7 separate regions of the Homo sapiens genome follow, and all the other regions are linked to region 5. A link is a loop called in an ENCODE intact Hi-C map of the cell type or tissue named here. Cell type or tissue: dorsolateral prefrontal cortex. All regions are shown on one strand.

Evidence for each region. Hi-C counts contacts between places; a loop is a spot of excess contacts. Peaks named below come from ENCODE experiments on the same cell type or tissue, not always from the same donor. Only the 100,000 strongest peaks of a DNase experiment are listed, where the experiment ranks them.
Region 1: a loop joins it to region 5, with 6 times the contacts of the local background. A loop is called at or near these places in 2 of 110 quality-filtered maps.
Region 2: it touches region 5 in a loop (11-fold over the local background); 5 of 110 quality-filtered maps call a loop at or near these places.
Region 3: a loop joins it to region 5, with 3 times the contacts of the local background. A loop is called at or near these places in 9 of 110 quality-filtered maps.
Region 4: it touches region 5 in a loop (3-fold over the local background); 19 of 110 quality-filtered maps call a loop at or near these places.
Region 6: it touches region 5 in a loop (9-fold over the local background); 15 of 110 quality-filtered maps call a loop at or near these places.
Region 7: it touches region 5 in a loop (11-fold over the local background); 9 of 110 quality-filtered maps call a loop at or near these places.

The regions. Positions count from the first base shown.
Region 1 is chr9:85,519,024-85,523,023 of GRCh38, forward strand. No RefSeq gene overlaps it. Among named protein-coding and RNA genes, the nearest start is that of AGTPBP1, 220 kb to the right of the region's middle. In dorsolateral prefrontal cortex, no CTCF peak of the experiment used is centred here; DNase peaks (open chromatin) are centred at 2,488, 2,778 and 3,698; H3K4me3 peaks cover 1,656 bases; H3K27ac peaks cover 3,861 bases.
Region 2 is chr9:85,038,597-85,042,596 of GRCh38, forward strand. No RefSeq gene overlaps it. Among named protein-coding and RNA genes, the nearest start is that of NTRK2, 370 kb to the left of the region's middle. In dorsolateral prefrontal cortex, CTCF peaks have their summits at 2,466 and 3,422 (motif pointing right); DNase peaks (open chromatin) are centred at 835, 1,665, 2,395 and 3,365; H3K4me3 peaks cover 2,839 bases; H3K27ac peaks cover 4,000 bases.
Region 3 is chr9:85,141,555-85,145,554 of GRCh38, forward strand. It overlaps LOC107987088 (a long non-coding RNA gene), which reads right to left and starts at 1,081. Exons shown (of 4, transcript XR_001746809.1): 1 at 891-1,081. In dorsolateral prefrontal cortex, a CTCF peak has its summit at 1,667; a DNase peak (open chromatin) is centred at 1,267; H3K27ac peaks cover 584 bases.
Region 4 is chr9:84,395,676-84,399,675 of GRCh38, forward strand. No RefSeq gene overlaps it. Among named protein-coding and RNA genes, the nearest start is that of SLC28A3, 57 kb to the left of the region's middle. In dorsolateral prefrontal cortex, CTCF peaks have their summits at 1,577 (motif pointing right) and 1,781; DNase peaks (open chromatin) are centred at 1,566 and 2,073.
Region 5 is chr9:84,666,482-84,670,481 of GRCh38, forward strand. It overlaps NTRK2 (neurotrophic receptor tyrosine kinase 2), which reads left to right and starts at 3,248. Exons shown (of 19, transcript NM_006180.6): 1 at 3,248-3,407; 2 at 3,896-4,000. RefSeq lists a silencer at 1,773-1,992. In dorsolateral prefrontal cortex, CTCF peaks have their summits at 1,975 and 3,494; DNase peaks (open chromatin) are centred at 1,970, 2,510, 3,090, 3,140 and 1 weaker place; H3K4me3 peaks cover 2,916 bases; H3K27ac peaks cover 2,855 bases.
Region 6 is chr9:85,257,131-85,261,130 of GRCh38, forward strand. No RefSeq gene overlaps it. Among named protein-coding and RNA genes, the nearest start is that of AGTPBP1, 480 kb to the right of the region's middle. RefSeq lists enhancers at 82-883, 473-1,672, 884-1,684. In dorsolateral prefrontal cortex, a CTCF peak has its summit at 1,831 (motif pointing left); a DNase peak (open chromatin) is centred at 1,831; H3K4me3 peaks cover 437 bases.
Region 7 is chr9:85,608,022-85,612,021 of GRCh38, forward strand. The region is part of intron 17 of AGTPBP1 (ATP/GTP binding carboxypeptidase 1); the gene reads right to left. Among named protein-coding and RNA genes, the nearest start is that of AGTPBP1, 130 kb to the right of the region's middle. In dorsolateral prefrontal cortex, CTCF peaks have their summits at 2,247 (motif pointing left) and 2,452; a DNase peak (open chromatin) is centred at 2,261; H3K4me3 peaks cover 482 bases; H3K27ac peaks cover 3,602 bases.

The DNA.
Region 1 (4,000 bases), 850 kb after region 5:
AGGCCAGGAAGTTTGCCTATTTCGTAGGGCCCAGTTCATTAAGCGTCCTATTGAAAACCATGGTGGTTCCAAGTTCTAAATGAAGTGAACTCTCCTGGCAACGAATGATTTGGGTAACTTCAGACTAAACTGCCATTGTTTTTTCCACAAGGCATCAGAAACAAGACTAAGCCCTGGAAACATCGGCGACAGGGCGCAGGGAGTAGATCAGCGTGCCAGGCCCTGGTCACGGGAAATTCATAACAATCCTGGACTCAGGAGATGGCTTCATCGGGAGGCTGTGGGACTTATACACCATCACCACACTCTCTCCAGCCCCCAACACCCAAATTGCATCTCCTGAAATGCTGTTAGCTCACTACTCACTTTCCTTGTGCTGGACAAATTGTGGCAACGACAACGTGCTGGAAATCACCAATCCCGTCTTCTTTCTGCCCTGCTACTGCTTGTGTACCAGGGGCCCCTTAGTAGCCTTTCGCTGGATAAGTTTGCCAACTTGCAGAAAAATTTCCCATTAAAAAAATTCTACCCCCTCCCTGACTCCCACCTCTCTGCTTTCTGTAGGATCCTACATACAGCAAAGGCTGGGCTGAGCCAGGATGACAAGCTTCTCAGTCCCAGGAGAGGCCATCTAACTCTCACCCTCCCGCCATGCCGCTCCTCTCCTCTGACCCTAGGAAACAGTGGGCATCAGAGGGAGGGCTAGGGTCTTCACTCTCCCTCTCTTCTGGGATGCATGCCTTGTCCCTGGGTCCCATGATACAAATGCTCGTGGCAAAAGTCTCTCCTCATCCATCTTTCCCCACATGGTCAGTCCCTGAAGCAATATGGCCTCTGCATTGGCCCAGTTTTGCCATTAAACTGATCCTCTAGTCCCCAAATCCCAATCCCCACCTCCACTAAGGCCTGGGATCTATGACCTTCCCACCAGAAAACTTTTTCTTTATTGGTTTCCTTGAAGAATTTTGATTTCAATCCCCAGCACTTGTTAAAAATATAGTCCCAGATGGTTCTGTTGCATAAACCAAGATGGAGACCCCTGAATAGAATCTCCACATCTTCTGTAGTAGCTGTTCTGCGGAAATACTACTCTACATATACTGGGTCAGTCTGACTATGCACTAGACATTAGATGACATTATACAATTGTTGATAAATTCTCTTAGGTGCAATCAAAGTGTTGTGAGAGTTCTGAAAATTTAAATGCATAGAAAGAATAGCTAAATTAGGCCGGGTGCAGTGGCTCAAGCCTGTAATCCCAGCACTTTGGGAGGCCAAGGCGGGTGGATCACGAGGTCAGGAGATTGAAACCATCCTGGCTAACATGGTGAAACCCTGTCTCTACTAAAAATACAAAAAAATTAGCCCAGCATGGTGGCGGGCGCCTGTAGTCCCAGCTACTCGGGAGGCTGAGGCAGGAGAATGGCGTGAACCCCGGGAGGTGGAGCTTGCAGTGAGCCAAGATCGCGCCACTGCACTCCAGCCTGGTGACAGAGCAAGACTCTGTCTCAAAAAAAAAAAAAAGCTGAATTATATATAGCAAAATGTAAATAATTGATCTAGATGGAGGGTATATGGATGTTTATTGTACTACTATTTCAACTTTCTTCAACGTTTAATCATTGTCATAATGGAAAGCTGAAATAAGAAAGCAGACAACCAATAAAATATTTCATATAGCTACAATTCATGTTAATAAGAAAAATTAAAAACTTTATTATATAAAGGTTTACCATGTCAAGGTATGCTAATCATTCAGAAATCTAAGAGAAAATCACTCCAGAAAGTGACAAAGATTTGTGCCCTGCGTTGATAATGCAGGTGTGAAGCTGGGATCAGCCTCATAAGCGACGGGGGTGGGTGTCATTCACGCAGACTTTGGGGAGGGCAGTTCAGGAATGTTGATCAAATGCATTTCTCCAGCAATTCCACCGCTAGAAGTTTACCCAAAACAATTAGGAAAACAAAGGGAGTGAGATGCATAAGGATATTCAACATAGTATAGTTTTTAAAAGAAAAAAACAACCCGTAACCAACCATCTCTCAATAGGGGGCTGATATAGCTACACGGTGGAATAACATTCAGCCATAAAAATTAAGGTATAGATCTCTATATGTGTACTTGGAGAGAAGCCTATGGTTGCAAAAGGCAGGTCAGTTATAGACAGGCAGATGGATAAAAATCAAGAAGAAATTATAGTCCTCGTGGAGTTCTTTTTTGTTTGGTGTGTTGTTTAGTCTTTAGTCTTTTTATTCCTGGAAAAAATGTAAATGACCATTTATTACTTTTGTAATTAGAAAAAAAAAAACTCTAGCCATTTCCATTTGGGAATTCAAAGGACACAACCCCTTCCACCCAGAGTGAATCAATGTGGCACAGCATGTGTCATGTGGCCCCGCCTGTCCCCAGGGAGAGGACAGACAGCTTTGACAGAGTCCCCTTCCTGCTTTGCCATGGCTGATGGAACACATCCACCAGGACGCCTTCCAGGGGCTGATGAGTTAACCACGTGTGCAGTCCGCGGCTTCTCAGAAAGAAGAGTACACACTGTTATGATCTTTCTCTCCAGGCATGCCAGCCTGCATTTCATAGTTTGATTGAAATTGTGCCATCCAGTCTGTCTCTTCACAAACAAATGGAATATTCTGAGCTGCCAGCATTTGGAGGCGCACAGCTTGCATCTTTTTATGAAGAAAAATAAACACTGTGTATCGTAACAACCAAGTCATGATGGATAAAACATGCCTGCGATCGAGAACCACTTGCACGGCCCACGCCACAGACTCGAGGCAGGTGGGGAACGGCTGGACAGTGATGGAGAACAGGCTGCGGGCGGCTGGCCGAGAGAGATGAGTGGGAGCCGCGTGTGGACGTGCCATCAAGGAGAACTCTCTTTTCTGGTTGCATCCCCGCCATTCCTGAAGAACACAGGCACGTGTTGTTTACTCCATTGGTGACAATTAGTGGTGGCGTCCGGTTCCCTTTGTGCTTCCAGTCATTACTCAAATGCTTCAAACTTGTCCCATCTCCTGGACATCCTTAGGTTGTTTTGTGGACTAGAAAGAATTTCAAACCACTCACATGTGATTTGCCAACTCATTCCTTTGGACAACTGCTTTTCATAGCCCCAAAGTCCTGGAGCAGTGGTGCTCAGGGTGTGGTCCCTGGGAGCATCAGCATCAGCATCAGCATCCGTCAGGGAACTTGGGAAAAATGAAAATGCTTAGGCCCAGCCCCAGAGCTGCTAAAGGGGGATGGGCAAAGGACAAAGGGCAAAGAGCTCACGTCAAGTGAATTTACACCCATTTACACACTTTCTAGAAGTTTCATCCAGTGAGGTCTACTTAGGTCTCTTTGGCCGGAACGGTGTCATATGGCCGCTACTCACTGCAAGGAAGACTAGGGAACAGAGCTTTTGAGTTGGGCCCGTTAGCATCCCACCAGCCCTCTGGACACACACACACACGCACAGACGCACACTCACGTGCGCACACACACATGCACACGCGCGCGCGCGCACACACACACACCCCCATTAACCATGGTTCTGTCAGCAAGAAAGGAAGGCAGGCTGTTGAGTAGGGAAGTGGGAGTGCCTGCCGGCGTTCTCGTCTGTCCCTACTTCATCCTTCCTCTCTCACTGTCTTACAGCAAAGGACTACAGCAAAGGCGCGTTCAGCGCCTGCGCGGCCAGGCCCGGGGTGCTGGGTTGCGGCTTCCCGCGGGTAAACCCTGTCGGTACCCGATCCCCGTCCGCGGAAGGCCAGGAGAACGCGGTTCCCCTTCTCGCGTCCTCTCCCTTCCCGCATCTGTGGATAACTCTTCCCGCATCGGCCTCTCTCTGCTGACATTAGAAAGACGTCCCTACGCCGCGGCGAGCTTCCTTTGCCCCTAAAAGCACTCCCTTTCTGTGTGCAGGAAACCGCCCCCGACTCCGCGCGATCGCCCTGTGCGCGCAGGAGTGACAGGCGCCCCAGCTCGCGCTCTCCAGCCCGCCAG
Region 2 (4,000 bases), 370 kb after region 5:
GGGCTCAAGTGATTCAAGTGATTCTCCTGCCTCAGCCTTCCAAGTAGCTGGGATTATGGGCATGCACCACCATGCCCAGCTAATTTTTGTATTTTCAGTAGAGACGGGGTTTCACCATGCTGACCAGGCTGGTCTTGAACTCCCGACCTCAGGTGATCCACCCACCTCGGCCTCCCAAAGTGCTGGGATTACAGGCAGGAGCTACTGCACCCAGCTGGGAAAATAACTTTTTAAGGGATCAAAGAGGTTAAAAGTCAGGTGTGTCTCCTTTTTCTTCTCTGGGAAAAAAATAATCTCTCAGTGGTGTCAACACAACGAATAGGGCTCCTCACAGCCTTTGTATTTGAGGTCCATCTAAAATCTTCCTGGGTGCTGTGAAGAACCAGTAAAATGAGGGAGTCTGGGTGATCCACGTGATAGCGAGCTTTGCCATCCCTAATGAGGGAGAAAAAAAAATCGGTGAAAGGCATTGCTTATTTGCTTGCTCAGCCAAGGGTTGGGTGGGAGGGTGGTGTTTGTTAACTTAAAGATAGCCTTAATTTTATTTGTTTTTTCCTAAGGAACATCTGCTTATACAATGATTAGGCATTGACATTCATTAACACAGGAAGTAAAATGTCTGAGGTTTGTGTCACCAGGAGTGTTCAACAACAAAATAAGACAGACACTCGTGGGAGTGATTTGAGTGCATTTTTCACACTGTGCAAAGGTTCACTCTAGAAGAATGTGTAGTATTCAGAGGATGCAGCCATTGAGAATGCGGTTTTCTGCAGCAATAGGTCATTTTCCCTAGAACTGTGGGCACGGGATGGATGATGTGGATGATGAGGGACATTGACCATGTGCATGCGCCATGTGAATGAATGCCTAATGAGGACTGGCGGCAGCAACATCTCAAAAAATACTTTCTGAATAAATGAATAAATTTCTCAGGCACACAGTGAAAAGAATGCAGTACATTCTGTGCACTCTTTCTACATTCCAGGGTGCATTTACATATATTATGGTATTTTCTTTCCTAACCTTCCTATGAGGACTAGAGCAACCACCACTCCCCGCCCCACCCCACCCCCAACCCCCAGCTTCCGCTTTTTACAAATAAGTATCTGGTCCTTGTCCTGTGAGTTAGTGTTGGAACTAAGGTGAATTTCTTAATCCTTGATAGAATTCCAGGACACTCAGCCATTTGGCCAGAGACTTTAAGGAAAACACTCTCAATTCTTAGTTCTCATTTGTGATATCAGAATACAGCATCAATATATCCTGAACGCCCTGCCCCCTTCCACCCTCCTCCCTTGGTTAAAAAGAAAAAAAGTGATGCTATCAAAAATCAGATTTTTGAGCATGTTAAGTATTGTAGGACAAGTGCGACAAAAAGGAAAATAATATAATTTAAAAGTCAGTTATTCCATTTCCCAATCTCCTTTTCTAGACTTCCAGCAATAGGCATTTGAGTAGATATTTGAAAAAGTGTAAAACGCGGCAGTCAATTGAATTTTTCCTGTTAATGAAATGAGAGAATCGAACGCCTCCACAAAGAAGTGATATGTCATTGTCCCTTGGCTCTGAGGAGAAGGTGGAACTAGACTTCAGACTCCTAGAACGCAGGAGATGTGGAGCGCACCGTGGAGATGTACTAGCTCAAACATGTCAGGTTACACATGAGGAAGCTGAGGCAGAGAAGGCTCATGAAAAGTGATGTAATCGTCTGAGGCAGGGCTGAGTCTCACCCCCAGGTTTCCTAACTTCCAGAGCCCTTACAGCTGTGGGCTCCAATTGTCGATTTCACTGGCTCCCTGCAGCTGAAGCAGCCTTTTTCATCACTGGGGCCTTTGTGTGTGTGCGTGTCCACAGGCATGCCCTATTTTCTCATCTACCCCTCTCCCACAAGACAGAGTTCGACACCTATAACCAAGCACCATAAAGCTGTGCATTAACATTTCAGTACCTACAAAATAAAATTAAAGGCTTTCTCTTAGCCTTGTTGTGTCTCAACAGTAAGGATGAAAAACCAAACTACATTGCTCCCCAAATTGTAGTTGTCCCCAGCAATTTCTAGATTTCACTTAAGAGATCAGTCCCAAAGAACAAGCAGAGGATGAAAAGGAATCTGGGAAAGCTGTCAGCAGCTCCCCACTCTATCCCCCATGTGGGTCCCCACCCCCTCCTCAGCCTCAGCCTTGGCTTTTGGAGCCCGCTGCCCTCTTGGGACACAGTCCGCCCTCCATCATCCTACCTACTGGCTCCGCATCCCTCTCACGTCTTTTTAAAGAGGTATTTTGGGAAGCAGCACACGCACATCCAGACACCAATTACTCAATCTCCCAGCAAGTATGGAGATGATGGAAGTATAGCCCTGTGATCTCCTAGCAACAGCGTGGGGGAGGCTGCAGCGCGAGCTGGTTGCCCAGCACCACCCTGCGTAGAAGGCATTTGCGCATTTCACTTTTGTTGTCTTTGACGGCCATTTCTAAAACGGGCTGGCTGTGTATTCTTGGGGGGATTTTAGGCACTTAAGTTACTCTTTTAAAAGATCTCTGCTGACATCCACAGGTCCTATAATTAACATCTCAAGCCTTCACAGGCCGGAAGTGTTCAGGAAGTGGTCCGTCACCCCTAAAAATACAGAGCCCCCTCTAGGTCCTCCTCCGGCAGTTTATTAGGGATTTGTCCGGACTGTCCCCTCCTTCCTCCACCCTGCCTTCTCTCGCCTTTACACGTATTCAGCCCAGATGTAGACACTCAAGCACTCTTTGTTGGTTTTTTTTTTCTCCTATTTGTGAACTCTGCCCTCTAAAAAAAATCAAGAAGATTACAGTCACTGGACATCTTAGTTTGCTTTTTAGCCTAAAAAGACTCCCTGGCTGTAGCATAACTCCACACCTGTTGTCCCACTGCCTCCCTAATCTCCAGCTCTACTCCCCATGCCCACCTCCCACAGCAAATGTGTCACTGACAAGAGGAATGTTTGACAAACTAGAGTAAGAATTGATTAAATGAGGGAGGGAGGTGAGAGCTAGCATGATAGCTAACTCCCCTCACTGGAAGTACTCAGAATCCCAGGGGAGATGGCTGTTGAGTGCAAAGGCAGTCCTTTCTGTAGTTTATAGCGGAGGGATGGATATTTGGGGAAAGAGAAATAGAGGATCAGAGAGAAATGTGGGATTTCCATTATCAATAAAAGAAAACTAAAGGGCAAGAGACTTGAGGACAGCTGCATCTGCTCTAAATCCAAGACTCACATCTGTTATTGCTGACCCAGGGGCCCCTCAACTTTGGGAACCCTTGAGAGGCTCAAGCCTTCTGGCTCAGGCTGGAGGGTAAGGGAGAGCAAATGGAAACAAAAGGACTGAAATGCTGCTCTTGAGAAAGGGCGGAGTGCCAAGGATCAGGAGGGAGGACTGAGTGCTTTGTTGCAGGAGCACTGATTGGAACAAACAGGAGAGGGCACTAAACCTACCCTAAGTTAACAACCATCTCTCAGATGTTGGGTGTAAGAAATGATGTCTGAGATAAGAAGATCTGACTCTAAAATAATCTTCCAAATTTTATTTCAGCCAAGTAATAGGCTGTTTCTTCAATAAACAAGGAAATCTTCTGTTTTCTCTTCTGCCTGTCTGTGCCCTGGTTTGCTCTTCCTTGGGCCAAAAAGTTTACAAGATGATGTTATTTCCAACAGCCTCCTCTGTGGGACTCATGGCCCATAAAGCCTTGCCAGCCTTTTCCCTTCTAGTCCTTCTGAGGAGACTCCTGGTAGGTGCTGACCATCTTGCTTCTCAATGGAATTCAAGCATGAACAGTTTGGGTGATGAAGACATAAGCTAGGACTAAAACTCTACTGGAAAAGGAGAACAGCAATTCTCACCCTGGCTCCAAATTGCAGGACAAGGTCTGTGGTGGACCCTACAGCCACCCGTGAGCACATGAACTCCTGTTTGCTCCTGGGACTGATTCAGGGACTAAAATAAGCCTGGGCTAAGAGGCTTAAGGATTTCAAAAA
Region 3 (4,000 bases), 480 kb after region 5:
CAGGATGTCCCAGCTGCCTTTGGACTTGAAGTATAACACTTCTTTACATTCTGAAAGTCAAATTGGCCATCAAGGCATGTGGCAAAGACCAAGAGTTGTGTCCCAATATCCATTCTTGCCTTCTATGCTTCTTTGGTACTAGACTTCAGACATTCACATGAATGTTCAGAGTAAAGGCTAATTTTCAAGCTACCCTTATTGCTATGCGTGGCCCTATGACTAAGTGTTGGTCAATTGGATGTGAGTGGAAGTTGTGTCTGCCATTTTAGGGGTGTGCCCTGTCTTGCCCTGTTTTTCTTTGTCTCTCCCACTGGAAACAGATGTCATAAAGAGCAACATTGGACCACATGGATGAGAAGAGAACTGTAGTGCCTACTTAACAATGTGGAGCTGCTACGTTAGTCTTGAACTGTTTTGGCTCAGATTCAGAAAAAATAAACTTTTAATTTGTGTAAGCTACTCTTGGATCCTAATGCAGTCACACTGTATCCTAGATAATCCAGGCACTTAGATGCTATGGCTACTGCTTTAACTCCTATCAAAACCCTTGGAAAATAGAGCTAAACAGGTTTGGGAAGTGGCATGACATATCCATGAAGTCTGTGCACTTTGAAGTAAGATAGAACTGACCCTGAATTTTACTTGGCCACTTCCTAGCTGTGTCTCCATGGCCAAGGTAATTAAAATATCTGAGCTAGGTTTCCTTTGCTTAAAAATTGAGTAAGTAATACATCATAGGATTGTTGTAAAGGTTAAATGAGCTGGTGTATACACAGTTCCTGGCATCTAATAAATATTAAACAAATGCTTGTTGCTATTGCTCAGGAGTCAGACACACTAAGGAAGTTGGAAGACAGGAGGAGAGGGTAGGAATGGCTTCATCTGCTCACCTTGCTTCTGCAACCAGAGGGACTTGCAAACACTCTTCTCTCAGTTTCTGTAGCTCGTGGATAGAAGATGTCATCCCATGGCTGACAGACATCTGGATTTTCTGTGCTGTGCTTATTCATTGAACTTAATCATGACCTCACTTTCTATGCCTGAGTGAGTAGAGGCTCCTTCTCCCTCCTTGGGTACAGTTGTTGATGGATTGAAAAGCACTCACTGAGAAAAGATATACTGTGACCCCTCCCAAGCCCGAGTCAATGTGAAAAGGGCTAAAACTGTGCCAAGTGCCAGAGTCCACTGGAAATTTCTGAATCCAGCTGCACACCCAGATGTGCATGTTGACAGGATGCCAAGCCATTCCAAAGTCTTGAGCAATGCGCAGTTCCAGGGCCCAGTGAGCTGGTGCCAAGGCTTTGACTGCCACTCCAGGAAGCCAGCAGCGGGGCAAGTGGGGGAAAGAATGCTCATTGAAAGAAGAAATTATTTTATGTATGGTTTCCCTGCTGACCAATGACATCTCTACCTTGCTAGTGTCCCACCTGTCCTCCAAAGTGGCTGACCCCACTGGAGATTGTTGCAGGCTGCAGCCATCTTGATGATGAGAATTGGCATCATCTGGGAGGAACACTCACTTCGTAACACTTCCCTTGAAAGCCATACTGTGTAAAACTAACTGCAGAGATGCAAACTTTCTTGTTGGAAGCATTGGCCTATGAAGGTAATAGAGAGCCATAGGGAGAAAAACAAATTGGTGGAGGAAAAAGTGACCTATACTGCCATCTGTCTGTCTGGAAGAGCATAGGTGACTCAATCCATTTCACATTTACCTCTCTTCAGCATTCAGCTAAGGTAAAGAAAAAATGGAGGGAAATAACTTGGATCAAATGTCTGTCAGCCCCACCCCTCAGCTTCCCAATTATTTCATCCCTCCTCCAGCCCAAACACATCTTTCTCTCACATCCTGATAGAGGCATTTCCATCTGTTTGCAAAACCTCACATTCCTGCCATAGCAAGTTGGAACTCAGAATATTGATACCCATTCTCTCTCCACTACTGTGTTCAAAACTGTCACCATCACAGGGGACATCAGGCCTTGGTGAACTTGTCTTGTAATCCAGCTTCCAAGCACAACATTGTTTCAATGGGAAGGGAACTCATTCTGGGTCCAAACAAAAAGCTGGTTGGTGACCTTAACGAATACAACCACGACATGTTTAAGACTGTCTGCACACGAAAATCAGCAAACATCAAAGATAGCATTGCACAATACGGAGTGTGGCACATCCAGAAAATTCAGGGGGAATGAAATTGCAAATGTAAGGGATAGAGTCAAAGACTGCATTTTAAGTTTATTTCCACCCAAACTGGTTCTTCCTCTGCCATGGAATAAGGAACAACTCAGCAAAGGGAGAGAAAGAAAGCAAAGCAATGAGGAGTTTCAGCCGCCTATTCTTTCAGGGGAAAGCTGGCGTGTGCTTTTCCCAAACTCAGCTATAGGCAGAAAACCAGAAGTGAGGCCGCTTCATCAGGAAAAAGAGATGCAGACAGCCCAAGTTACACAAATCCCTGAGCCTTGTCTGCACAAGGGTGTTTCATTTCATGTGGCTGCTCAGTATGTAAAGGATGAAAGTCTCATTTTAAGTAAATAGTGACATGGACTGTGGTGTTGATTAACAATCAACCATGTCTCAAGTCCAGCTCTCTCCAACGAAAAGCACCAAGAAAATACAATCTTCGGAAGAAAGGACTTGACAGAAACCACAGGCATGAAGTTGCATGGCCAGTTCCTGTTTGGGAAAAGCAACAGCACATTTGGTCTCTGAATTCCCTGCATTTGGCCGGCCATGTGGTCTCCAAAGTGGCTGTTTTTCTGAAGTCTCCATTGCGCATGGACCGACACACTCAGGCTTGCCTTCTTTCTGATGCCTTTTTGAGTGATGGCAAGAGCTATGTGAGTTCTCAGGGTGAGCTCTTTGTGTACAGGTTTGGTGTAAATAAGCATTCAGTTGAGCAAAGGTAGTTCTTACCAAGCCCTTGGCCATCACAAGACCACCTGTGCTGGAGCAGGCTGGGGCTGAGGAAAGGTTGGGAGTGAGTCTCCAGCTTCCCAAGAAGGAGTGACGTGGTCCCTGCCGAGAAGGAGTCATTTTGTTCATTCCCAGTCTCTTTCCTCCAAATTTTCAACCTAATTCCCACCTACGAGAGCAGTATTTTGGATACATGGAGCTCTCAGAGTGCCTCATTCCTGCAGTTTCCAAAGGCCCTTCTCAGTCCTCCTGTTTTCCATAAATGTAAGATGTGTTTCCAGGATCACCAGCTGCCTACTAGCAGGAAAGACCAAGGTGATCAATAAAGCACAGCAAGACCTTCCTTTTAAGCCACCCCAGCATGTTGCATTTCTAGAGCAAAGGAAGGAATGGGACTGAAGGCATAGCTTTGTTTGTAGGCTTTCATGTGCACCAGAATATACATTAAGGGACATGCCACACAATGTGTCTGTTTTTAAAGTGTTCATTCTATGCCGGACACAGTGGCTCACACCTGTAATCCGAGCACTTTGGGAGGCCGAGGCTGGTGGATCACTCCGAGGCCAGGAGTTTGAGACCAGTTTGGCCAACGTGGTGAAACCCCATCTCTACTAAAAATACAAAAAAATTAGCCTGGTGGCAGGTGCCTGTAATCCCAGCTACTCGGGAGGCTAAGGCATGAGCCTCTCATTTGAACCTGGGAGGCAGAGGTTGCAGTGAGCTGAGATCATGCCACTGCACTTCAGCCTGGGCAACAGAGCAAGACTGTCTCAAAAATAAAATAAAATAAAATGTTCACTCTAAAACGATTTGATTAACACACTGTTGACAACTGAGTTATCTGCTATGAACAATAGAAAAAAATGAGTTAAAGAAAGACCATTGTCTTGAACTACTGCTCTCAGAATGGTGGTCTCAAATTGTACAGAGCTCAACCTGCAAACACTGGAGCTCTCATCCCCTGGGGGGCTCTTAAATGGCCTGGAGGGTTTCCATAAGTGGGCCTACAGTTCAATAAGCAGGCCTAAAGTTCAAAGCCAATTTTCAGAATAAAGAAACATTCTCCCCAGGCTCCGGACACCTT
Region 4 (4,000 bases), 270 kb before region 5:
CATTACAGCTGCAGCCCGATTGGACTGATGAAAGTGCAGACCATGGTGGATGACAGGGTCTCGCTGAAAACCAGTGTTGACAGACTGTGGCTAGTTTCTGTTTAACAGATAGTGTTGCAAATCTGTGTGCATCGATTGATTCATGCATATTTAATGTTGAATGTTATGAGTATGGAAGGGTTTCTTTTGGAAATTGGTGCATCACAGATGTTGTATCGTCCAGTCTCCTCATTTTGCTGGTGAGGAAATTGAGGCTTGGAGACAGTAGGATGATGTCTTGGAGTTTCACAGCCAGGTAGCTGCTGAGTTACTTAGAGACCTGGAACTCTTGGCCAGTACCCCTAGGAGGGAGCATGTGGCAGACTTGAGACATGAGTGAAGGGCCATAGGTGAGCCTCTTCAGCTTCCTGTGCCTCAGGTTCCCATCTTATAAAATAAAGGAGTTGTGCTAGGGTTTCATCTCTTAGACATCAGCTCTAACATTCTACGATCCTCCCTGTACACATGCTGGCTTTTCCATTTTCAATTATTCTAAACCACGATTGTTTGACTGATTCCTTAAAATCAAATACTGCTGAGTGCCATTACTTTCATTTGCCCATCATTAAAAACTAAAGGACAATTTCCTAGTTGATTTCAAAATGATCCATTATGTAACAAGGACAAAAGTTAAAACTTGCTATAGGTCCAATTAATTATGTAAACCATCAGTTGACAAAACAGCAGCTAATGGAAATATTTTGTCTAATAATCTCCAAGTTACCATTATGTTAAAAGCAGTAGCAAGTGTGGCACATGTGGCTCACCTAAATAGGTGTAAAATATACACACCTTATATGAATGAATTAAATAGTCATAGCAAAACACAAACAACGTACATTGGAAAGTGAGTTTCAAATGCAAGGCAGTCCTCAGGCTCCCATATTAATTAATTTTGCTTTGTCTTTTGTGGCATTAGAGATTCACTGTTATACATGGCATACTTTTGTAACTTAATCCAATTGCAAAGATCTTGAAAGGAGATTCTATTAGCTCCCTTGACCACCCATTTCAGGATTGTAACAGTTTTGCTTACCTGGGCTCTCAGGATAACTGAGGCTCATTTGATTATCACTCTACCCATGGGTGGATACTCAGGGTTGTTCAGAACCAGGAAGGCTGGTAGGAGTTGCAGAATTTATTTAGCCTCAGGTCTTTGGTGTTGCTGAATCAACCCAGATTTGTAGTAAACTCCAAGAGGCAGGTTAGCACTGGGCACTTGGGAACAGAACCCCTATGGACAAGGAGCAACAGACGATACTGGTGAGATGGCAGGCATAACAGGGTTAAAGACCTAATGGAGACCCCTAACGAGGCATTCAGCTGGATCTACATTAGCTCTGGAGGCAACCACCAGGACCACTTTGGACCTTATGCGTTTTATACCATGTGAATGTATTTCTATTAATATAAGTAAAATAATTTTAAGAAAAAGAAGGGAAGGGCATGCCCACCTGCTCTGTCATGCTGTTTGTCTCTGGCAGAGAGGCAGGTGCTCTGGAAGGAGCTGGCAGCCTGTGATGACCTAGAATGGCCACTTGGTGGCAGTGTTTCACTTTAATTGGCCCAAGGCAACCCGACCTGGTTTTATGAACTTCTAGCTGCGGATTTCTGGGACCCGCCCTCAAGGTTCAATTTATAGGCCTCGAGTGAAGATGCAAAATAGGATCCTGAGTGGAAAGTAATGGCTGTAACAGATATCCTCTGGCTCCTCCCTGTCTTCTTTCCCATTAGAACATCTCCCATCTAAGAGCTGCTTAGCAGGAGACAGGGGTCAATATCACAGAGGCCGGATCAGAGGCAGAAGCTGGGCTGCTTTAGGCCTGACACCGTGTGAGGGACCTGAAGGCAAGGAGCGTGGCTGCATCTGCCAGGCACGGGTGCTCAGGGGTGCTGCGAGTCCCCCAGGCCAAGGACGGGGCGTGCATTCATGGAGAGTGTTTGGCTGTCTTCTTTCCTGTGCTGGCGCGTTTCCAGGGGCCCACTCTTTCTGAGGGGTCTCTCAGGGAGGGCATGGCTGTGAAAAGTGAGGGAGGAAGCCGCAGGGATGTCACCTTCGGCCGGTTACAAAGCCCTTCTGGGCCACGTTCTCCTTTGTGGGATTGGGACGTTGATCCACTTCAGAGGCTCCCAGGCCCCCAGTTCAGGGCTGTCCCAGAATCACCAGAGAAATAAATTAACACAGATTCCGGGGCCCCGCCACTGCTCAGTCTATTCTATGGGTCTAGTTGGGAGCCCCGGAATCTGTGGGTTTAATAAACCCCAGAAGAACCCAATGAAGTTTGGAATCCAATGGTTAGGGGTGCTTTTTTGGATTCCTTCTAAGTGAGAAATTGTGACTGTGGAAGTGATGACTCACTGTGAAGCACACGGGCCCTGAAATCCACCCCTTCAAGCTGTTGATCTTTGTATGCATTTATTTCCTCAAGATGTTGCTGGCTCTTCCCGGGCCAGGAAGCAGATGCTGTGCCCGGTAAGGCCCGTCCTTCCAGTCCAGCCTTTACCACCCATGCGGAGTGAGGGTGAGGGCTCCGAAGGTGCTTTTGACCCTAATGTCATAACCATGGGGGGTGGACACAGATGTAAACTCGAAACTCTTCTTATTATTGAAAAATGTAAATATATACAAAAGTAAAGAGAATAGTATAATGAATCCTTATTTATCCACTACTTAGATTCAACAATTATCAAGATTTTGCCACATAGCTCTTATTCACATGCCAAGGGGGAGAAAAGAAGATTTTGCTATAGAAAAATTATCATACTTTCATTTTTTGTGTTTGTCTTTGCTGAAATTTTTGCTTGAAAAAGGCAAATATCCAGGTTTCTAGTCATTTCCGCCTACATGGGGCATTTCTTCTGTGCCTTTATTACATGTTAATAATGACTTCTCAGGCCGGGCATGGTGGCTCATACCTGCAATCCCAGGATTTTGGGAGGCTGAGGCTGGAGGATTTCTTAAGCCCAGGAGTTCAAGACCAGCCTGGGCAACATAGTAAAACCCCATCTCAATAAAGATATTTTTAAAAATATTAAAATTGTTTTTTAAAAGAGAAAATAAATAATAACTTCTCAATATCATATAATTCTGACCCATACTCAAATTCCTCCAGAATTAGCTCAAAAATGTCTTTTGACATTTGATTTGAGGTCTAGGCTTCTGAGGTTATCTCCTAATGTCTCCCAATACATGCATTTGCAAAGATCCATTGAAGGGGTTGGACATTTAAAACATAGCACAACTTTTTAGCCTGAAACACACACAGAGCCCTGCAGAAAAGTGAAGTTGAGATCCTCACAGGTTCTGAGTTAGAGGGGCCTTGGAGATTATTCAGCTCACCCTTTCCTCAGTACTGGAGTCCTTTGACAGGATCAGGACTACTGTACATTTGGTATTGAAATTGCTCTTGCAAAATTATGACGGTAAGAAATCTAAGTCCAGGCGCGGTGGCTCACGCCTGTAATCCCAGCACTTTGGGAGGCTGAGGTGGGCGGATCACCTGAGGTTGGGAGTTTGAGACCAGCCTGACCAACATGGAGAAACCCCATCTCTACTAAAAATACAAAATTTGCTGGGTGTGGTGGTGCATGCCTGTAATCCCAGCTACTCAGGAGGCTGAGGCAGGAGAATTGCTTGAACCTGGGAGGCGGATGTTGCAGTGAGCCGAGATCATGCCATTGCACTCCAGCCTGGGCAACAAGAGCGAGACTCTGTCTCAAAAAAAAAAAAAAAAAAAGAAATCTGATACAGTTGACTCCATCTTACTTCTGACCTCCAAGCTGTCCTTGGTCATTCATGAGCGTATGCCAAGCTAACTTTGGGAAGAATTTAGTTTATAGTTTAACCTTAAAGCAGAGATGATAATATCCCTTCTACAAACTAAATCGCCTTTGTAAAACTAACAAAAGTCCACAATGTGAGGATTATGAGAGGCCTGAGTTCTGATAAGAAGGGCATAAT
Region 5 (4,000 bases):
CATATGATTGAGAGAACAAATCCGTTCCCTATTACTCCATTTTAATCAGAAGTTGGCAGTATTCTTGCTTATTTTTTTACAACTCAGTATTGGATGTTAAAATCAATGTATTGAGTTATTACATGCATTCAGAAATGAAATGGTGTAGAAGAGAAAAGGATATATTAGTTTATGTACTAAGGGTAAGTAAGTTTTGTATTATGACACTTCTTTTTTAGTTAGTATATGCCTTTATGTATGTGTTCATTGGGTTGTGATATAAAAGGCATTTCTTATTGTGGATCATGGTCAAAAGAGTTTGAGAAACATTGCTCTAGGTACATCATGGTTCAGTGCAGGTAGGAACCTGCAGCACTTAATTTCTATGCCTGCATTCAAGGGATCTAGAAAAAAGTCATCTCTATATTGTTCATCTGAAAAATGTTCATCATCTCTTACAAAGGTGTGATCTGAGAATCCTTGAAGTGATCTCTGGGACATATCTTATAGGTCTTAAAATCGAGGTAGATCCACAATTCTATCAGTTAAGAAATAGCTACTGATCACCAGTGTGTTCTAGACACTGTCCATGGAGGTGTTCAGTTACTAGCATGAATAAGTGGGAGGCCCTCTCTGGCCCAGTACTGAAGCCTATCTGGCTACTAAATGAGACAGAAAGTAAGGCAAGGTTTTAAGCAGTGCTAGGAGCACTCAGAACGCAAGGAAGATTTGAAATTGTGAAGGTGAGAAGGAGCGTGTCTGGGGGAATTATCCAGGTTCTTGCAGACTTAGAGGTTAAGAAAGTGAGATCTCCTTTATTTTATTTTATTTATTCATTAAAAATACACATATATTTTAACACCTACTATGTCCTTGAGAGATATCAATGAATAAAATAGATAAAAATCCCTGCCTTCATGGAGTGTACATTCTTCTGGGAGAAATTTTAAAAATATATATAATAAGTAAATTATCTGTCCAAAGGACAAACTGCTATGGTTGAAATAGTAGAGCAGAAGTAGGGTGATTAGAAGTAGGACCGCAAATCCTAATTTTAAGTGGGAGATAGTGGAATATATTTAGAATCCAACTATAATAGTAGCATATATTTACTCTAATAGAAACTCTACAAATATTCCAACATAATTAGACTCTTCTGGTGTACAAACCACCGTAAGACTGCCTATTCTCCATACCGCATTGACATGCTGCAGCCACTAGGGCGAAAATGGGCCGTTTCTTAGAAAAATGGGCTCAGAGTATGGGAGTGTGAGAGAAATGTGGGTGATTACGCACACACTCCTTCCTTCCCCAAGTGTTCCTCAGGGGCTTCTCCGCTTAAGGTTCACTGACAAGACAGGCGGAGTTTTACGTGCGTCTGAGACCAGGTCATTTTTGCCCTTGGCGTCTCTTCCTTGGCGCGTCCTCACCTAGTAGAGAATAGAGGCGCAGCTCAGGAGTAAACTTCAGCCTGGCCGTTCACCACTCGATGTGTGTTACAGCCGAGTGACAGTGGTGAGATAGACCTGCTGGCCTTGCTTTCGGGACCTGCAGCAAGATTTTTGGGTGCTGTCCAAGAATTCCCGCGGTTACACTCAGCGCCCAGGATCTGTACAAAAAAGCCCCAATAGATGTTTTACGTTCCCTTCGTAATATTTAACGCTTGGCCTAGATCCGAGCATTCACTCTAACGTTCGGTTTCTTGATCCTTCCCATCCCCAAACTCTGCGGGTAGATCAGTGACTATTACTATATTTTGAACGAGACTCCAACCCATTGCTCTCTCGAGAGAGAAGGATTGCCCGCCTTTTTCCCCCGGGCAGGAGCTCGGCGAGGCCAGGAGAGCCGCGCACCGGCCGGGCAGGGACGCGCAGGCGTCGGGCGCCGCTGGTTGCGCATCTGGCGCCAGAGCGCGCCCCCAGCGCTGTGCCCGCCGCGACCCGGGCCATGGGCTGGTGCTCCGGAGCGTGCCGGGCGCTCTCTCCCCGCGCGGGGGCACCAGAGCCCTCGGAAGTGTCAGGCACTGCGGTGTATTTTCCCCGTTCTCTTTTAAATGACTGCGGAAAAACAGATTCCGAGCCGCAAAAGGGAAGACGGATTCTCAGACAAGGCTTGCAAATGCCCCGCAGCCATCATTTAACTGCACCCGCAGAATAGTTACGGTTTGTCACCCGACCCTCCCGGATCGCCTAATTTGTCCCTAGTGAGACCCCGAGGCTCTGCCCGCGCCTGGCTTCTTCGTAGCTGGATGCATATCGTGCTCCGGGCAGCGCGGGCGCAGGGCACGCGTTCGCGCACACCCTAGCACACATGAACACGCGCAAGGTACGGCAGGGGAGCAAGGGCTTGGGATGCCCTACGTGGGGGTGGGCATCGCGGGGAGTGAATCCACGATCTGGGAATGGCTACATCCCGTCAGGTTAAAGGATGAGAGAAAATGACGCGGCGCCACACATCGGACAGGCCAGGGTGGCCACCGAGCATTTAGAATACGCATCAGGCGCGCTCCCTTCCCCTCACATGTCTCTATTTCCCGGGCGTGTGATGGCAGAAAACGGCAGGAAAAAGACCCACTTAGAGAGCTAGAATTGTGTTTGGAGACTCCCTTCCCTCTGCAAAAGCACCAACAGGAAGCCCCTCCAAAACCACCGATCCCCAAATAGGTGGCCCGGAATGGGGGCGGTGATCCTTGGTTACCAATGCAGAACACGTTTTGGTGTTTACAACATTTATTTATTTTTAGGATAGCTTGCCCTCCCTTTTAGGCAGGGTGGGAAAGGAGAACGCGGGGAGGGAGAAGGGAGGGAGGATTCCTATAATAAGAATCAGCGCATTTTTCAGAGCTGAACCAAGCACGGTTTCCATTTCAAAAAGGGAGACAGCCTCTACCGCGATTGTAGAAGAGACTGTGGTGTGAATTAGGGACCGGGAGGCGTCGAACGGAGGAACGGTTCATCTTAGAGGTACCTGGATGTAAATGCACACACACACACAGACACACACACGCACGCGCGTGCATGTCTACACGGCCAGGATGTGTGCGTGTGTGCGCGCGTGTGTGAACTCCCACATGCTGCTGCTGTCTGCTTCTGGCCAGTGGCACCGATGCCTCCCTCCTCCCTGCTCGCCCCCAGATTCCCCTCCCCTCCCTGGTGCTTTTGTCTGGAGGGTGTTATGGGTTTGTGTGTGTATGAGCGTGTGTGTGTTTTTGGATTTCAGACTAATTTTCTGGAGTTTCTGCCCCTGCTCTGCGTCAGCCCTCACGTCACTTCGCCAGCAGTAGCAGAGGCGGCGGCGGCGGCTCCCGGAATTGGGTTGGAGCAGGAGCCTCGCTGGCTGCTTCGCTCGCGCTCTACGCGCTCAGTCCCCGGCGGTAGCAGGAGCCTGGACCCAGGCGCCGCCGGCGGGCGTGAGGCGCCGGAGCCCGGGTGAGCAGCGCAGATAGTGCCCTCGGTCGCCTCGGCCCTCACTGTCTCCCCCTGGGGCGGCCTCGGCTACTCCCCAGGTGGGACGTGCCGCGCCACCTGCCCGCGCCACCGGCACCCAGCGGCCGTGGCGGATTCTGCAGCATCATTCGGGGGCCCCGTCGCGGAGCCAAAGCCGCCGGCAGTCTCCGCATTCCCCTTTAAAGGGTCCTTCGCCCGGCCTGTACCATGGAATCCTGTCTTGGGGACCCTTTCCCTACCTCCCCTCCCTTGGCCTCAGGCTCGAAGAGAGAGTGGGCACACTGGTGGCTCCAGCGGCGTCAGTGCCATCGCGGGGCAAGTTGATTCCTGGGCCGGAGCTGGGCACTCATCCATCCACAGTCTCCGGGCTGGGGTCGGGGTGGGGATGACGCGAGCAGAGAGGGAGAGTGCCCCAATTAGTGGTGTTGGGGGTCCTACGCTCAGTCTTACGCGTGTCTGTTTGTCCTCAGCCTCGAGGTGCATACCGGACCCCCATTCGCATCTAACAAGGAATCTGCGCCCCAGAGAGTCCCGGGAGCGCCGCCGGTCGGTGCCCGGCGCGCCGGGCCATGCAG
Region 6 (4,000 bases), 590 kb after region 5:
CTTCTGAAGCCTACTTCTGTCAATTCGTCAAACTCATTATCTGTCCAGTTTTGTTCCCTTGCTGGCGAGAAGTTGTGATCCTTTGGAGAAGAGACGTTCTGGTTTTTGGAATTTTCAGCCTTGTTGTGCTGGTTTTTCCTCATCTTCGTGGTTTATCTACCTTCGGTCTTTGGTGTTGGTGACCTTTGGGTGGGATTTTTGTGTGGACGTCCTTTTTGTTGATGTTGACGCTATTCCTTTCTGTTTGTTAGTTTTCCTCCTAACAGTCAGGTCCTTCTGCTGCAGGTCTGCTGGAGTTTGCTGGAGGTCCACTCCAGACCCTGTTTGCCTGAATATCAACAGCAGAGGCTGCAGAATAGCAAAGATTGCTGCCCGTTCACCCCTCTGGAAGCTTCGTCCAGAGGGGGACCCGCCAGATGTCAGCTAGAGCTCTCCTGTACGAGGTATCTGTCGACCCCTGTTGGGAGATGTCTCCCAGTCAGGAGGCACAGGGGTCAGGGACCCACTTGAAGAGGCAGCCTGTCCCTTAGCAGAGCTTGAGTGCTGTGCTGGGAGATCCACTGCTGTCTTCAGAACTGACACACAGGAATGTTTAAGTCTGCTGAAGCTGCACCCACAGCTGCCCCTTCCCCCAGGTGCTCTGTCCCAGGGAGACAGGAGTTTTATCCATAAGCCCCTAATTGGGGCTGCTGCCTTTCTTTCAGAGATGCTCTGCCTAGAGAGGAGGAATCTAGAGAGGCAGTCTGGCTACAGTGGCTTTGCCGAGCTGCACTGGGCTCTGCCCAGTTCGAACTTCCTGGCAGCTTTGTTCACACTGTGAGGGGAAATCGGCCTACTCAAGCCTCAGTAATGGTGAATGCCCCTCCCCCCACCAAGCTCCAGTGCCTCAGGTCAACTTCAGACTGCTGTGTTGGCAGCAAGAATTTCAAGCCAGTGGATCTTAGCTTTCTGGACTCCATGGGGTTGGAATCCACCGAGCTAGACCACTTGGCTCCCTGGCTTCAGCCCCCATTCCATGGGAGTGAATGGTTCTGTCTCACTGGTTTTCCAGGCACCACTGGGGTATGAAAAAGAAAACTCCTGCAGCTAGCTCAGAGTCTGCCCAAATAGCCACCCAGTTTTGTGCTTGAAACCCAGGGCCCTGGTGGTGTAGGCACCTGAGGAATCTGCTGGCCTGTGGTTTGCGAAGACCTTGGGAAAAGCATAGTATCTGTGCCAGAATGCACCGTTCCTCATGCCACAGTCCGCTATGGCTTCCCTTGAGTATTGGAGGGAGTTCCCTGACCCTTTGCACTTCCTGGGCGAGGCAATGCCCCACCCTGCTTCTGTTTGCCATGTGTGGGCTGCACCCACTGTCTAAGCAGTCCCAATGAGATGAGCTGGGTACCTCAGTTGAAAATGCAGAAATCACTCACGTTCTGTGATGATCTTGCTGGGAACTGCAGACCAGAGCTGTTATTCTGCCATCTTGCCAGCCGCCGAGAGTCCCTTTTCCTTCCTTTGGAGGGCTTCTGCAGGAGCGGGGGGTGGGGCAGTGGGGTCCTGGTGCCTCTTTCAAGTATAATACTGAATTACAGACTTGTTGCACTAATTGTATAAATACCCATTACACCTGGCACTTGCTCTTCCACATATGGGCAGTAGGTTTATCAGTTGGCAGCCAGAGTCTGAAGACCACAGATATACTAAGCTGGGCAAAAGGACAGAGCCCCTGAGTTTCCCTCTATATAATTTCCAATGCACATAGCCACAGCTGTGGTACAAGTGGCCAAGCACTCCTGATCTATCTTCAGACAGACTCTGGCAAGGGCAAGCTAGAGCACCAGTGCCCTCTCATGGACAAGCCATGAAGCATCTTCAAGGGAACGTGCGTACCCCAGCTGGCTCTATGACGAAGCTGGAAACGCACAACACCTCTCAGCCACTGCCATCCTCCAGGGATGGGGAAGATCGTGGTGTGCTGTCGGAAGAAGCTGACTCTGCCCACCCTCTCCATTGCCACCCATGCCCCAAAAGAATCTGCCCCTGCCGGTGTCTCACTTCTGGAACCATCATCTTTAAGGATCGATTCTTAAACTTCCATCTCAACCAAACATACATCTTAGGACAATTCACTTTCAGAAGTTATGAGTCATCTACCAGTTACTAAGCATGATTACGTAGTTCTTCCTTAATAGAAAACTTTGACCCCAGGACTTCAGGGACATTGATCTACTCAGAATACCGAGATGTTTCAAGAAGTGAGAACCTGCCTCAAAGACAATCTTGCCTTACTAGACTCATCTATATTTTTCTCATCAACGCTCCCAATGACTGAAAAATGCATGCATTATTATTATCCTGATACATTTTACAGATGAGGAAATCAAGTCTGACACCACAGAACTTGGCATACGGCTGAAGTTCAACGCATTAGTCCCTTCTTTACTCTGCTAGTTCACACGGTGCAGCCGCTGTTCTAAGAGGAAATCTGCAAAAATGTGGTCACTGTCTTTTAATGCCTACTGATATGGAAATGCATGATGGGAAAAGTAGAAAGGAAAATATAACCAAATACTACCATTTCCTGAGTTTAATACGATTCTTATGCCATTTCTTTTTAATTTGACAATTTAAGAAAATAATCACAGATTTCTAAACAAAAGACATCTACACCAAGAATCGTCATATTTTTCTGTAAGTGAAAGTTTACAAAGTTTTTTCTTTCTTTCTTTCTTTCTTTCTTTCTTTCTTTCTTTCCTTTCTTTTTTTTTTTTTTTTTTGAGACAGGGTTTTTCTCTGTCACTCCCAGCTGGTGTGCAGTGATACAATCATGGCTCACTGCAGCCTAGATTTCCTGGGCTCAATGCAATCCTCCCACCTCAGCCACCAGACTAGCTAGGACCACAGGCATACACCACCGTGCCTGGCTAATTTTTACATATATATATATATATTTTTTAAAGATAGGGTTTCACCATGTTGCCCAGGCTAGCCTCGAACTCCAGAGCTCAAGTGATCCACCCACCTCAGCTTCTTAAAGTGCTGGGGTTAACAGGTGTGAGCCACTATGCCTGTCTGAGACTTTTCTTATAAGCACGTTTGCTAACAACATTGCTCACTTTTATCAAAATTTAGGTTACTTCCTAACCTCATTGTGAAACAGACATCCATCTCATTAATCCAGCAGCTCATGCCTTGCATACAATCTTTAAAAATGGGGCTAAGGGAATCCAGCAACTCCATATAAAATCAAGAATCTGAGGTTGCTGGAATGTCAAAGGCCATGTCACACTTACCACTTGTTATTATTATCCTCAATATTGCTGCAGGCTGTGATGATATATGTTGGCAGGAGGAGACCTTTAATGGATTTATGTAGGACCAGGAATGTTTAACATCAGGATAAGATAAGAGAGGCCACTGGAGATTTTCTCCGCATATGGCTTGGAAGGTGTGCTTTTTCTCCTTGAAGAGTGAGAGCATGAGAATTCAGCTATTTATTCCCATAAACATACTGGCTGTTTGGCAGGGGGAGTTTGCTTGGAAATGTCCCAATAGCAGCAGAAGCCAATTTAGGATTGAAAAGCATAGTAGGAAATCTACCTTATGGATAATTTATAGGATGAAATCTGAGAGACGCATCTTTTCTTTAAGGGTCTTATTTTGAAGGGCAACATTTTCCTTCAGAAAAATCCTGCAGGACCCCTGACAATGTTGTTAAGGAGGTAAATAACCAGGAACCAGACAGGTCAAGTAAGTTCCTCAAGGTAAACCCAGTTAATAAGTGCCAGAGTTCGCACTTCAATTCAGGTTTCTCATCCCAGTCCTACTGCTTTTTTCACTACTGCATGCTACATACCCAGGTAAACCAGCTAGACTACGGCCAAGTCTCATGGACATAGCCAATTACTATCTGCTGATTACAATTATTTTGTGTGATTTTCTATGGGTTATTTTAATCTGTAGGCAGCAGCAAAACTCTTTTCTCCTACCAGCCATGTAGCTGAGCTATAATGTC
Region 7 (4,000 bases), 940 kb after region 5:
AAATAAATAAATTCAATAAGTAGCACATATAAAACCACACATGACCCAGGCCTTCAGCATTACTAGAAGACAGAATATAACAAACTTTAAATTGTTTATAAATAGTAAAATGAGCAAAGATATAGAGGATGGAACAACAGAATTGGGGTTGAAATCTTTAAAGTAGATTTTAGAATAAAAAATATTTAATGAGAAAAAGGAGGAATTTTATAATGACAAAGTCACAATTCATAATGAAAATATAATAATACTTAATATCAATGCATCTGATAAGATCAACCTCCTACATAAGGCAGAAACTACAGAAGATATAAGCAGAAATCGACAGGGACATACTATTGATATAGTCTTCAAAACACCACTCTCAGAATAAGATAGAACAATTGAACAAGAAAACAAAATATAGAGAACCAAATGACATAATCAATGTGGCAATTTTTACATCTAAATGTCAAATGTCTCATCCTGATACAGATGAAAAATATATCTTCTTATGTGAAGAAGATATATTCTTTATTATCTTCTTCTCAACAGCACATGATACATTCATAAAAATTGATAATATATATGACAATATATTATCAGCAAATTTTAAGCAAAGATATCTTCTTTGCTTGGAATTTGATGATAATATATTAAGATATAATATAAGATGATATAAGTAATATATCTTCTCAATAGCACAATACATTCACAAAAACTGATAATATATTACATCACAGGGAAAACAACACCAAATTTCACAAAACAGAAATATTACAAACTCTGGTCACAGTGTACTAAAACTAGAAATTACAAACAAAATGAAAAAAACAAACAGGGAGGGAACCCACGCAGGAGGATGGAAGGAAGAATAATTTGGGATATCAGACCCTCAATAGGGTGGAGGAAGGCATCTGTCCAAATAGACAACAGGGAGATTATTACATAAACTGGAATTGATCAAACAAGTTAATATATTACGGACAGTGGGGCCCAAAATTATCTCTGTTGGAGAAGAAAGTTGTAAATATGGAAAGAAAACAAGAATAAAGCCTGTGTTATTTGCTCGAAAGTTAAGGTATAAGTATAATCTCATGGAGTGTATGTGTGTTTGTGTGATTATATACACACATACATAAATATGTACCTACAAATATGGAAACCACTACAAATGTGAATTACTGTGTAAATATTATGTATGTATTAAATATACTCCCTAATTGTTCATTGAGATAGTTTGTAAACAGTAATAACCCAATAGCAATGTGTATACCAAGTGTACAGATCTTTTTTTTTTTTTTTTTGAGATGGAGTTTCGCTCTTGTTGCCCAGGCTGGAGTGCAATGGCATGATCTTGGCTCACTGCAACCTCCACCTCCCAGGTTCAAGCGATTCTCCTGCCTCAGCCTCCCAGGTAGCTGGGATTACATGCAGGTGCCAGGCTCATTTTTGTATTTTTAGTAGAGACGGGGTTTCACCATGTTGACCAGGCTAGTCTCAAACTCCTGACCTGGTGATCCGCCTGCCTTGGCCTCCCAAAGTGCTGGGATTACAGACGTGAGCCACCGCGCCCGGCCAGATCTTGGTTTTTAAACATCATTCACTACTAAAGTAAAATGGCACTCTTTGAAGAAATGGCAGATTTCATTCAGGGGTAGAGAAAAGCAAGATGGGCCTTGTGCCAAAAAGCAAGGGCACCCATAAGGAATGACAGGGATATCTCAAAAGGGCACACACACCAGCATTAATGGTATCCCACTGGCCAAATCCTGGACAATTTGAATATCAAAATAAATAATGATAGCAACAAATTATAACTCATTGAGTCAAATAGGAAACCCAGTCTATACTGATAATACATTAAAAGCTTGAGAAGGAACAAGATATTTAGATAGTCTCAAAGTACCTCAATGTATAACACTAATTACAAAGAGAAGAAGGAAATGTAGGAAAGCCACACACCTAAATAATATTAAACTGTAAAGAGCACCCCAAAAGGCAAAAATGTATGAGGAACATTTGTCAGGGGGACTAATCCATTCTAGGGAGGCAGAGGAGACTTGAATTAACTAACGTGGGCAAAGCGGTGAGAATGCTACAGACTAGACTCCAAAATTGTACTTTATTGCCTGGTTCCAAACATGTTCAATTTATGTAAGAAGGCAGTTGAAAATCCTCAGAAATCTGAGAGAAACAAAGATGGAGAGAAAGTGAAAGAGAAGCTTGGTACTGAAGCTCCAAGTCACTAAAATGCAAGACTGCCATCTGGTGGTAATTTCAGCAAATCCCTTCCAAGTAATGGGGGGGTAAGAGGGGGTGATGGATTGAAACAGACACAGCACTATTTAGTGACACACATTCTCAAATTCAGTATTTCAAAGGCAGTATTCTCTTTACAATTGAAAATACAGTGTGAAACATAAATATTTTTAAACTGCTTAATTTTAAGATCATTCACTTGTGAAAACCACTAAGTATTCAATAGAATCACTTTTAAAAAGCTCAAAGAAAAGGACAACTTGAAAGAGAAGCAACTGCCAGCCTGTTCCTTTTTGGGGACACTGCCAAAGAACAAGACCTCTATTGGGCACATTTTCTAGAATCCAACACTTAAATAGTACCCCAACCGGCACGCCCCAATCAAAAAAAAAATTACAGACAATAAGCTACTCTCCTAACTGATACTACTTCCTCATTTCAATCATGTCTGACAATTAAATAAATACCTCCAGATGAAGAAGTTTCCACTGCACATACTTTCTTTGGTCATCAGCCCCCACCCTTAAAATGAATTATTGCTAGTTATAATTGCTTACAATGTTAAATTCTAGTTTACCAAAATATTGGTCCCTTTCTTTTAATTCTGTTAATGTTAAGACAAACCAAGATTTGCTTTATGTTGTACTGACCTAACAAATCTAAAGATAAGTTTAATAAAATATTACATCTACCTAAACAGCTCCCATAGCTTCTACTAACTTCCTAGTTAAATACTTACAAATACATGGAAATAAGAAGAAAACTCACAATAGACAACTTATCATCAGAATCTGGAAGGAATCTCTATTAAACTTAAGGCAGATGGAGCAAGACTGAAAAATCCAATGCAGAATATGCCTCGTGATCTGTATCTTGTGGTTTAGGGGCTTTTCTTTTTTTTTTTTTTTTTTTGCATTTTACATTTTGGATTCCACAGCTAAAATAAGTGTCACACTAAATAAAAAATAAAGAAAACAATAAAGAAGTACAAAAATAGAAAGCATAAAAACCCAAACACATCAATTGTAAGAATTTTAAACAGGTTAAACTCCTCTATTAAAAGACAAATGATCAAACAACAAAATCCAACCTCTTATTTATGAAAAAAAAAGCAAACATACATCAAGCAAATTCAAACCAATATAAAAACAGAATTCAAGGCAAAAGATGCTGAATGAGATAAATGTGATAATTTTATACTATTAAAGAGATATGCAAAAGGAAAATGGAAAACTTACAAAATTCTGTGTGCCAAGTAACATTGTATTAAAATAGAAAAAAAAAGTTTTTAAATGAAGGCTTGACAGAAACACAACATAATTGAAAGACTATTAAGTATTTTTAAGTCTTAGGTAGATAGAGAAGACAAAAAATAAACAAGGATATAGAAAGTTGAATAGATGTATAATATTAAATATGAAACAATATATTTTTGGGGGACAGAGTCTCACTATGTCACCCAGGCTGGAGTGCAATAGCACAGTCTCAGCTCACTGCAACCTCCACCTCCCGAGTTCAAGCTATTCCCCTGCCTCAGCCTCCTGAGCAGCTGGGATTACAGGTGTGTGCCACCAAGCCTGGTTAATTTTTTGTATTTTTAGTAGAGATGGGGTTTCACCATGTTGGTCAGGCTGGTCTCGAACTCCTGACCTTGTGATCTACCCACCTCAGCCTCCCAAAGTGCTGGGATTACAGGCATAAGCCACCATGCCCAGCCAAATATGAAATAATAAGAAATCTCTCTCTATATATATTGGTC